2 separate regions of the Homo sapiens genome follow, and region 1 is linked to region 2. A link is an interaction called in ENCODE POLR2A ChIA-PET data of the cell type or tissue named here. Cell type or tissue: K562. All regions are shown on one strand. Region 1 holds the start of PMS2 (PMS1 homolog 2, mismatch repair system component). Region 2 overlaps CYTH3 (cytohesin 3).

What was found. ChIA-PET counts read pairs that join two places held together with the same protein. Peaks named below come from ENCODE experiments on the same cell type or tissue, not always from the same donor. Only the 100,000 strongest peaks of a DNase experiment are listed, where the experiment ranks them.
Region 1: POLR2A ChIA-PET joins it to region 2 with 5 read pairs; 2 of 35 experiments call an interaction of 5 or more read pairs at or near these places.

The regions. Positions count from the first base shown.
Region 1 is chr7:6,006,791-6,011,790 of GRCh38, reverse strand. PMS2 (PMS1 homolog 2, mismatch repair system component) reads left to right here and starts at 2,742. Exons shown (of 15, transcript NM_000535.7): 1 at 2,742-2,794. The coding sequence starts at 2,772. AIMP2 (aminoacyl tRNA synthetase complex interacting multifunctional protein 2) reads right to left here and starts at 2,519. Exons shown (of 4, transcript NM_006303.4): 1 at 2,293-2,519. The coding sequence starts at 2,427. RefSeq lists a silencer at 2,151-2,310 and enhancers at 2,841-2,940, 3,628-4,319. In K562, a CTCF peak has its summit at 2,909 (motif pointing left); DNase peaks (open chromatin) are centred at 2,260 and 2,650; H3K4me3 peaks cover 3,020 bases.
Region 2 is chr7:6,184,328-6,189,327 of GRCh38, reverse strand. It overlaps CYTH3 (cytohesin 3), which reads left to right. Exons shown (of 13, transcript NM_004227.4): 3 at 1,607-1,671; 4 at 2,212-2,278. Among named protein-coding and RNA genes, the nearest start is that of USP42, 82 kb to the right of the region's middle. In K562, no CTCF peak of the experiment used is centred here; no DNase peak of the experiment used is centred here.

The DNA of each region.
Region 1 (5,000 bases), 180 kb after region 2:
AACCTGGATTGTCTTTTTGGCTTCATGGGACTGTGCAGTTGGAGGGTGACTGGGCCCTGTTTCCACGGCACTCTCTAGGTGCAGGGACCATTGAACTATGTCTGCTATTTCTGTCTTAGCTCTGTACTGAAATAACAGTTGTGTTATTGGGTTTCAAAAGAAAGTCTGTCCCTCCTGATCTAGGCAGAAAGCCATTAAAGAAAACAGAAGGATAACAAGCAGTGGGAAAACAGACCAGAAAAGTTACCGATTCACCCATCTTGTGTCAGAAATGGACAGGCCTGTTTCTCCTGCTGGAAACCTAGGATGTACGTTTGCAATGAGAAAAGAGTGAAAGACTTGAGCAGGTACATTACAAAAGCACAATCACAGCGGCCAGTGAATATGAAAAGGTCCTCAAGTTAGAGAAGTCTGGAGAAATCCAAACTAAAACTACCTTAGGATACCACGCTACACCCACCAGCTTTGGGCAGGGTGCAAACATCAGGAATTCTTCTACCCTGCTGGTGAGCGGTGAGCGAGCGCATAAACCAGTATAACTTTGGAAAACAATTTAATAGAGTGGAAAGCCAGGCGGGCCGCTGAGCCAGCAGTCCCATTCATTAGTACATACCCCATGCCTGCTCCTCTGTATAAGAGTATTCACTGCAGGACTGTTCATAGCAAGTTAAAATGGAAAACAATCCAGTGTCCCTGAGCAAGCAGGATGGATAAGTATATGGTGGAGAGTCATGCAATAGAACGGTATAGTACAGAGATGATGAATACTTCTGATATTACAATAAAATGACTCCTAAAATAATATCTACGAAAAAGAAGCCAGGGCTGGGACCCAGTGGCTCATGTTTGTAATCCCAGCACTTTGGGAGGCTGGGGTTAGAGGATCGCCTGTGGCCAGGAGATTGAGACCACCTTGGGTCTCCATAACCACCTTTTATGTAGAGATGTGGTAAGACCTCATCTCTACATTAAAAAAAAAAAAACACCCAGACACATCAGACTATACGCTGTATGCTTACCTATATGAAGACTATTGTTTAGGGGCCGGGCACGGTGGCTCACACCTGTAATCCCAACACTTTGGGAGGTCGAGGCGGGTGGATCTCTTGAGGTCAGGAGTTCGAGATCAGCCTGGCCAACATGGTGAAACCCCGTCTCTACCAAAAATAGAAAAATTAGCCGGGTCCAGTGGACAGCGCCTGTAATCTCAGCTACTCAGGAGGCTGAGGCAGAGAATTGCTTCAACCTGGGAGGCAGAGGTTGCAGTGAGCTAAAATCACACCACTGCACTCCAGCCTGGGTGATAGAGTGAGACTCCATCTGAAAAAAACAAAAAAAAAAACAAAAAACCAGACTATATTGTTTAGGGATAAATAGTTGACAAAATAATAGAGACAAGCAAGACATAATTACCATAAAAATCAGGACCTGGGGTTGGGGGTGGAGAGGGAAGGTTTAAGTGGAAAGAATGGAGTGGTGACAATGTGTGTCAACCTGGGCCATGGTGACCCTGGGGTTCGCTTTGTAATTCCTCAAAATGAGCATTTATGTGCTATTCACTTTTCAGAGGGTAGAATCTCTGAACCAAAATGTTTAAGCAACCATATATTAAAAAAAGAAAAAATATGGACAGATTTGTATTTTAATTAAAACATTTAAAAAATAGAGACAAGGGTCTCGCTATGTTGCTGAGAGTGGTCTCAAACTCTTGGGATTCAATTGATCCTCCCGCCTCAGTCTCCCAAAGCGCTGAGACTCCAGGCGTGAACCACCGCGCCCGACCTGGAAAGATACATACATATATATATATATATATTTTTTTTTTTTTTTTTTTTTTTTTTGAGATAGAGTTTAGCTCTTGTTGCCCAGGCTCGAGTGCAATGGCTCGATCTCAGCTCACTGCAAACTCCGCCTCCAGGGTTCAAACGATTCTCCTGCCTCAGCCTCCCGAGTAGCTGGGATTACAGGCGCCTCACCACACCCGGCCAATTTCTGTATTTTTAGTAGAGACGAGGTTTTACCATGTTGGCCAGGCTAGTCTCGAACTCCTGACCTCAGGTGATCCGCCCGCCTCGGCCTCCCAAAGTGCTGGGATTACAGGCGTGAGCCACGGCGCCCGGCCTGGATAAATCTTTTAAAACATAAAAGTCTGAGTGAGTCCCTGGCCGGCCGGCACAGATGCCGGGGTGGGGCCGTGAACCGGTTGGGACGCGCTCGCTCCGGCCTGGGGGGACCCGGGCCAGCAGCCGGTCGCCGCGCGTGCGCACTGGGCGGGGGGCCCCGCGCTCCTACCTGCACGTGGCCAGCGCCCGGCGCTGGGCCGTAGCTCCTGCCGTGCACGTTGGGGAGCCGGTACATGCAGGTGGGAAGCTCCACACGGAGAGGCGCGCCGCCCCCGTGATAGGGCTTTACCTGGTACATCGGCATGGCAGAACCAAAGCAAAAGGGGGTAGCGCGTGCCAAAGGCCAACGCTCAGAAACCGTCAGAGGTCACGACGGAGACCGGCCACCTCCCTTCTGACCCTGCTGCGGGCGTTCGGGAAAACGCAGTCCGGTGTGCTCTGATTGGCCCAGGCTCTTTGACGTCACGAAGTCGACCTTTGACAGAGCCAATAGGCGAAAAGGAGAGACGGGAAGTATTTTTGCCGCCCCGCCCGGAAAGGGTGGAGCACAACGTCGAAAGCAGCCAATGGGAGTTCAGGAGGCGGAGCGCCTGTGGGAGCCCTGGAGGGAACTTTCCCAGTCCCCGAGGCGGATCGGGTGTTGCATCCATGGAGCGAGCTGAGAGCTCGAGGTGAGCGGGGCTCGCAGTCTTCCGGTGTCCCCTCTCGCGCGCCCTCTTTGAGACCCACGGCATTCCAACCTCCCTGGAAATGGGGGGAACATGGCCGAGGCGCGTGGCGAGGCAGCCCCCTGGAGGCCCCGGAGTGGCGACCTCAGTGTTGCAGCGATCTCGTGCCCCTTGGGTGCGCCTTGAGGCCGAGGCAAGCTCCTTCGGGGTCCTGGGCTGCGGGCAAAGGATTCGGCCCTGTGAGGAGTTGGGTTCGGCCTGTCCCAGACAGGCCTTGCCCACATCCCATCACAGGGCCGTGGACTTGAAGCGGGAGCGTGAAATCCCCATAGACTGAATGCATTTCCTTTCTACCTGTTCTCTCTCCCCTTTTATTTTTATTTTTATAGTATTTTATTTTTAATTTTTTTTTGTAGAGACGGGGATTTCGCTGCGTTGCCCAGGCTGGTCTCGAACGCCTGAGCTCAAGCAATCCGCCCGCCTTGGCCCCTCAAAGTGCTGGAATTAAAGGCATGATGCACCGTGCCTGGCCTTTTTAAAAAATTAAGGTTATTTTGGGGACGGTAGAGCGTCCAGACACATCCTTATTTGCATAGCTGCGCAGTTTTTAAAAATGCAATACGTTTCTACCTGTTAGGATGTGTGATTTCTGGCTGGTAAGCTACACCGAATCTTGGCTAGCACATTTGCATTCCATGTCAGATTTGTAAACGCAAATTTGCTCTCTGCATTTAAATATATTAGATATATTTAGGTAACTACATTTAAATGTATTGAGACATTTAAATAAATTTGGGGTCTGTGTCTAAATGCGCTCCCTCCTCAAAATAAATATCTGAAGTGGGCCGAGAGCGGTGACTCACGCCTATAATCCCAGCACTTTGGGAGGCCAAGGCGGGTGGATCATGAAGTCAGGAGTTCATGACCAGCCTGGCCAACATGGTGAAATCCGTTTCTACTAAAAATACAAAAATTAACTGGGCATGATGGCGGGAGCCTGTAATCCTAGCTACTTTGGAGGCTGAGGCAGGAGAATCGCTGGAACCCAGGAGGCGGAGGTTGCAGTGAGCTGAGATCGTGCCACTGCAGTCCGGCCTGGGCAACGCAGCAAGACTCGGTCTCAAAAAAAAAAAAAAAAAAAAATCAGAAGTGGACCTGTAGCCTATAGTGTGCTGCCAAATAAACTTATTTTTAGAGATACTTCTTTCCATTTTCTGTGAGGTCATCTGCAGTTTCACATGGTAGACAGACTTAGGTGAGATTCTTAGCAAGGTGGAATGAAGAGTAAAGAGGTTTGTTTATTTCAGAAGGGTTTATTAAAGGCCTACGATGTGTTAAATGCTGTAGGAAATACCCAGTGATTTCTCTTTCATGGAGGTTTCCTGCCTTCTCTTAACAAGTTATCAATTAAACTGTTTGCTGGAAATTGCTAAGTTAATGAACACACGGGATACATTCTTTGAGCAGACATTGTTTGGGCAGAGGAGGAAGAGGAGAGCGGTTTAGACAGAGACCTGCTTATACACTGTAGTGTCTCAAAGAGCTTGTGATGTTCAGGACAGTTGTTCACTGTGCTACAATATAGGGGATGGCTGGTTGCGGTCCCCTGTAATCCTAGCACTTTGGGAGGCCGAGGCAGGCGGATCACCTGAGGTCAGGAGTTCGAGACCAGCCTGGCCAACATGGTGAAACCCTATCTCTTCTAAAAACACAAAAATTAGCTGGGTGTGATGGTGGGCGCCTGTAATCCCAGCTACTTGGGAGGCTGAGATAGGAGAATCGCTTGAACCTGGGAGGCGGAGGTTGCAGTGAGCTGAGCTCATGCCATTGCCCTCTAGCATAGGCAACGGGGTGAGACTCTGTCTCAAATAATAACAATAATAACAATAATAATAATAATAATAATAATAATGTAGGGGACTTGATGAAGGGAAAGGATTAGAGAGATTCTGAAAAGAAGGTAGTTTTGGCCCCAATGATGACTAAATTTTAACTTTCATATAGTAGGAAGTGGGGCACTAGTAAATTTTTAAGCAGAAAAATTATTTGACCAGATTTGTGATTTCAAAAATAGCTCTGGTGATAGAGTGGAGGATGTATTGGAGCAGGGAATAAGGGGAGATAAAACCTTTATAAAACTCTTAAAGCTAGTACAGCAAGAGCTTTGAGGGTCTTTGCTAAGACAGCAGCTGGCAGCTTCAGTTTGGAG
Region 2 (5,000 bases):
AAAAAAAAGAAAAAGTAAAGACAAATAAAAACACAGGCACACAAACATGGGCTCTTCCACACTTGTGTACTTTACTCAGAGGATGGGGTAGAGGGCGGTCCCACAGGAGAAGCATGTGAATAAAGCCACCGTCTCGGCGTGGGAGAGCCTGTGATTGTTACAGAAGTGATTCAGAGGGCCGGCCCTGGCTCCTTCCGTTTGGGGCTTCCTTGGGAAAGTCAATCAGACATGGAGGTCTTCTTTGAGAAGCTTTCTAGTCATTGTCATTGCCAAAATAAATGTGGCTTCACAGGCCACGGCAAGGACAGGCCTTGTCCCAGACAATAGCTCCTTTCTAGGAGTTTGCGTTTTAAGTCCGAGTGTCTTGGCATATAATAGGGTCCTGAATAAAAATGTCTTTGTATTTGAAAGGTAATTCATGGAAATTTTTCTTCTAAGGTTACCCTTCATTCTTGGGAAAATCAGATAACCCAGAATTGGTCTCTGGTTGAAGAATAAGGATGTATATTATTTGGACCTTAGTAATCAGCCTGCTGGATAAATGTGGAATCGTAATCTAGCTCTAACTACTTCATTTTATCAGTGAGCACACTGAGGCCCAGGGAAGTTGGAGGCTTCCAGAGGTCAGTCTCATTAGTAGGGGTCACATCAAGGGAAAGGGGGTCTGTCCCCTTGGATGCATTTGGCTTCTCTGAGTGCCCTGAGTCAGTTCTGTTCACCCCCGGGCTCTGTCCATGGTGCTTCATCTCATTCAAGGTGATACAAGTGATCCTGAGACCACTGACCTAAACACACCTGAGCTTCAGCCTGAGACCACCGATCTAAACACACCCGAGCCTCAGCTTCTCCCTGGGAACACAGGCAGTGTTGAAGGAGGAGGCAGGTGACAACTGTTTGCATGGCAGGGCTGAATAGTGCAGTTAAGCGAACTGAGGACTCATGGCTTTCCTTTTGCTGGGCTTTTTTTTTTTGTTTTTTTGTTTTTTTTAAAAAAAGAGACCAAGTCTTGCTCTGTCACCCAGACTGGAGTACAGTGGTGTGATCATGGCTCACTGCAGCCTCAAACTCGTGGGTTCATGCAGTCCTCCCTCCTCAGCCTCTCTAGTAGCTAGGACTACAGGCATGTACCACCACACTCAGCTAATTTTTCTGTTTTTCTTTTTTGTAGCAATGAGGCCTTGCTACATTGCCCAGGCTGTTCTCAAACTCCTGATCTCAAGCGATCCCTCTGCTTCAACCTCCCAAAATGCTGGGATTACAGGCATGAGCCACTGCTCCTGGCTTGGTTTTATCTTTTCACAGCTGTGATATTCCCCCCCCAGTGTGCTTGCCTGATTTTATATACAAATACCCTAGGATCTGCAGAGTGGACCCCTCTGAACCTGGTATCTGATGAAAAGTGAGCAAAGAATTTTGTGTTCTCCTAAGTTGTGGTGGCTTTGACTATGAAGCTCTAGCTGTATTGATAATAGTATTGGTTTTTCCATCCCTGTGATGCTCCGGTGAGACCGCAGGGAAGCTTGTCACAAGAGAACTAAAATTTCTGAGTCTCAGGGGAGGAAGGTTAAGACCCACTCCCCACCTCGAAATTCTTCTTTTTTGACAGAGGCTGAAATATGAAATTGCAGAGGTGATGACAGAGATCGACAATCTAACTTCCGTAGAGGAGAGGTAACAATTTGTGGCTACACCTTTAAGCTATTTACTCTTTTCTTTCTACCTCCATCCTGTAGTCAAACTTGCAGAAAGTGGGGTGAGAGTGGTTGGGATGTGGGGAGCCTGTGGAGTTGTTAATTCCTCTCCTCTCCCCCTACTCTGCGTGGAGGGGTCCAGGGGTGTTTCCCTGGATGTTACCTCCCATTGCCTCCTCTGTAAGTCATCATCTGCCTTTATAGGTTCAGGCATAAGCACAGGCACTTCAGGGTTGACCCGCACAGAAATTACCTGCCTGCGTCATAAGGAACTGTGCTTTATTAAAATCACTGGTTTGCATCATTAGCTTTTTCTGAAGTGTCTCAAGTTATCAAATGTGAACAGCAATGGTGGCTGCACCACCCCTGCCGCCACTGCGGAGACTGGGGGCCCCTCCGTGAGGGCCTGTGCTTCGCTTCCTTGAGCCCGTTGTTGCGGGGGAAAGTACACTGGAGGGCCGTGACTGGGCTGCATTGTGAAAACAGCATGAGTGATTTTTAAATTATTTCACACCAATAGCAAAACGACTCAGAGGAACAAACAGATAGCCATGGGAAGAAAGAAATTCAACATGGATCCCAAAAAGGTAAGAGAATGCTCTCCCTTTTCTGGCCTGCAGGAGATGGACTAATTGATTTGAACTGCCGTTTCCCTTTTGGACAGAGGTCAGAGGTGGTCCGCCCTGTCACCTCATAAAAGACTGGGAGTTGAAGGCACATTTTTATCAAAAAGGGGCTTTTCGCGAGTGGGGTGAAGCAGAAGTGCCTTGTAGGGCTGGTGCCCTGGGCAGAAAGGCCTTTCTTTCAGAGTGAGCTGCTGGGTGAGGAAGCAGCCTCACAGGCACGGCTTGGACGACTCAGCACAGGCCGGGCTTGGCTCCAGGCAGTGCCCTTGCTGTCGAGGCTCATATTCGCATCTTCCCGCTTGACCTGGGTCAGGGAATCACGTGACTAGGAAGGAGCAGGGGTGGGAGTGGAACCCTGGTGTCCAGAGGTTACGGACTTTATAATCTGGGTGGGTTAAGTGGTTCACATAAGAGGACTTTATTCCTCCATTCACCTTAAAAAGCAGGTGTCTGTGAAAAAACAAGGGATCCTCCACATTTAAGCCAGCATCTTTCTCTTTCCTCAAGTTGGATTTTCTAGGGAGACACTCGAAAACCGTGAAACCTGAAACATGTAGCTGCTTGTTTTTGAGACCGAGCTAAGGGATTTGGCAGAATCTGTGAAGCTTTTTGGGGGACATTTTGGTTTTGAGAAAGAAGGGTAGACCTGAGTCTTCAGGGTTGAGGAGAGGAACGGCGTGTCCACGGGAAGGTCTCGCTGCAGAGCTGGTTCACGCCACTCCTGTGGTCTTCAGTCGGTCTGCACTTTTTTTTTTTTTTTTTTTTTTGAGATAGAGTCTTGCTCTGTCACCCAGGCTGGAGTGCAGTGGCACGATCTTGGCTCACTGCAAGCTCCGCCTCCCGGGTTCACGCCATTCTCCTGCCTCAGCCTCCCGGGTAGCTGAGACTACAGGCGCCCGCCACCACGCCCGGCTAATTTTTTGTATTTTTAGTAGAGATGGGGTTTCACTGTGTTAGCCAGGATGGTCTTGATCTCCTGACCTCATGATCCGCCCGCCTCGGCCTCCCAAAGTGCTGGGATTATGTGCGTGAGCCACCGTGCCTGGCCCAGTCGGTCTGTACTTCTAACGTTCCCCTTGCTTTTCTGGCATTGAGCCTCTGTGCTAATGAGTTAATTATTTGTTCCTTCGATAAATATCTGATTGCAGAATTCCATTGTACAAGGTCTAAGATCTGTAAACTCACATAAGTGCAGGTGCAGTTGCAGGTGATATTTACAGAAGTGCATGTCGTTATTTCCTGCTCACGGTTTGCAGGTCTGGGACTGCAGGTATGCGCCACTGCACCCAGATAATTTTTTTTTTTTTTTTTGAGACAGAGTCTAACTCTGTTGCCCAGGCTGGAGTGCAGTGGTGCGATCTCGGCCCACCGCAAGCTCCACCTCCCGGGTTCACACCATTCTCCTGCCTCAGCCTCCCGAGTAGCTGGGACTACAGGTGCCTGCCACCATGCCCGGCTAATTTTTTGTATTTTTTTTTAGTAGAGACGGGGTTTCACTGTGTTAGCTAGGATGGTCTCGATCTCCTGACCTTGTGATCTGCCCACCTTGGCCTCCCAAAGTGCTGGGATTACAGGCGTGAGCCCAGTGCACCCGGCCCAGTTTCACCACGTTGGCCAGGCTGGTCTCGAACTCCTGACCTCAGGTGATCTGCCCACCTCAGCCTCCCAAAAGTGCTGGGATTACAGGCATGAGCCACTGCGCCAGGCCATGTCTGGATTTTCTTAAGGCCCAGCACATCTGCACCCAGAGGAGGGTTTTTGTTTAATGCATACACTCTAGCCACTGTGAAAACTTTCCTGTTGCTTTCTGGTTCTCTGCTTATGGGGCATAAATCATCTCCAAGATGGAATGAAAATTGTCAATTTTGTGAATTTGGAAATGATTTGATATTTTGGGTAACAGCTTTTCTTTAAGGAGTTGGAACTGTGGAGTTAGATTTATCAGCAGATGTAATAAGCATTGGAAGCATCTCAGGTTCTTTATGAAAGTGGATGTGCTCAGAACTGGGTCTTATGTTTTAAGGGGACCCAAGTAGTGCAGCACAGGGCAGCACACCAGTAAGTTCATGGATAAATTCTAATCTCATGAAATACATACAAATAAATACTTATTTTTTAAAGGGATGCTACTGAGTCCTGGTGCGGTGGCTTACGCGTATAATCCCAGCACTTTAGGAGGCCCAGTTGGGCAGATCACCTGAGGTCAGGAGTTTGAGACCAGCCTGGCCAACATGGTGAAACTCCATCTCTACTAAAAATACAAAATTAGCTGGGCGTGGTGGTGGGTGCCTGTAGTCCCAGCTACTCGGGAGGCTGAGGCGCGAGAATCGCTTGAACCTGGGAGTCAGGTTGCAGTGAGCTGAGATTGCATCACTGCACTCCAGTCTGGGCGACAAGAGTAAGAGGCTGTCTCTCAAAATAAGTAAATAAATAAAGTGATGCCACTACTGTGCATCAGGTTTCAGCTTCATGAGCGTAAACTTTTCTTCATGCCTATGAAGCCCTCTCTGTCAGGCTCTTGACTGTCTTCCTGTTTTATATATACCGTGTGTCAGATTTATAATAAGGGCCAACAAAACTACAAGTTTTGTAGACTTGAATATAGCACTTGTCAGTCCACTTGAGCCTTCCTAACACAATACCACAGAGGGGGCCAGGCGCGGTGGCTCACGCCTGTAATCCC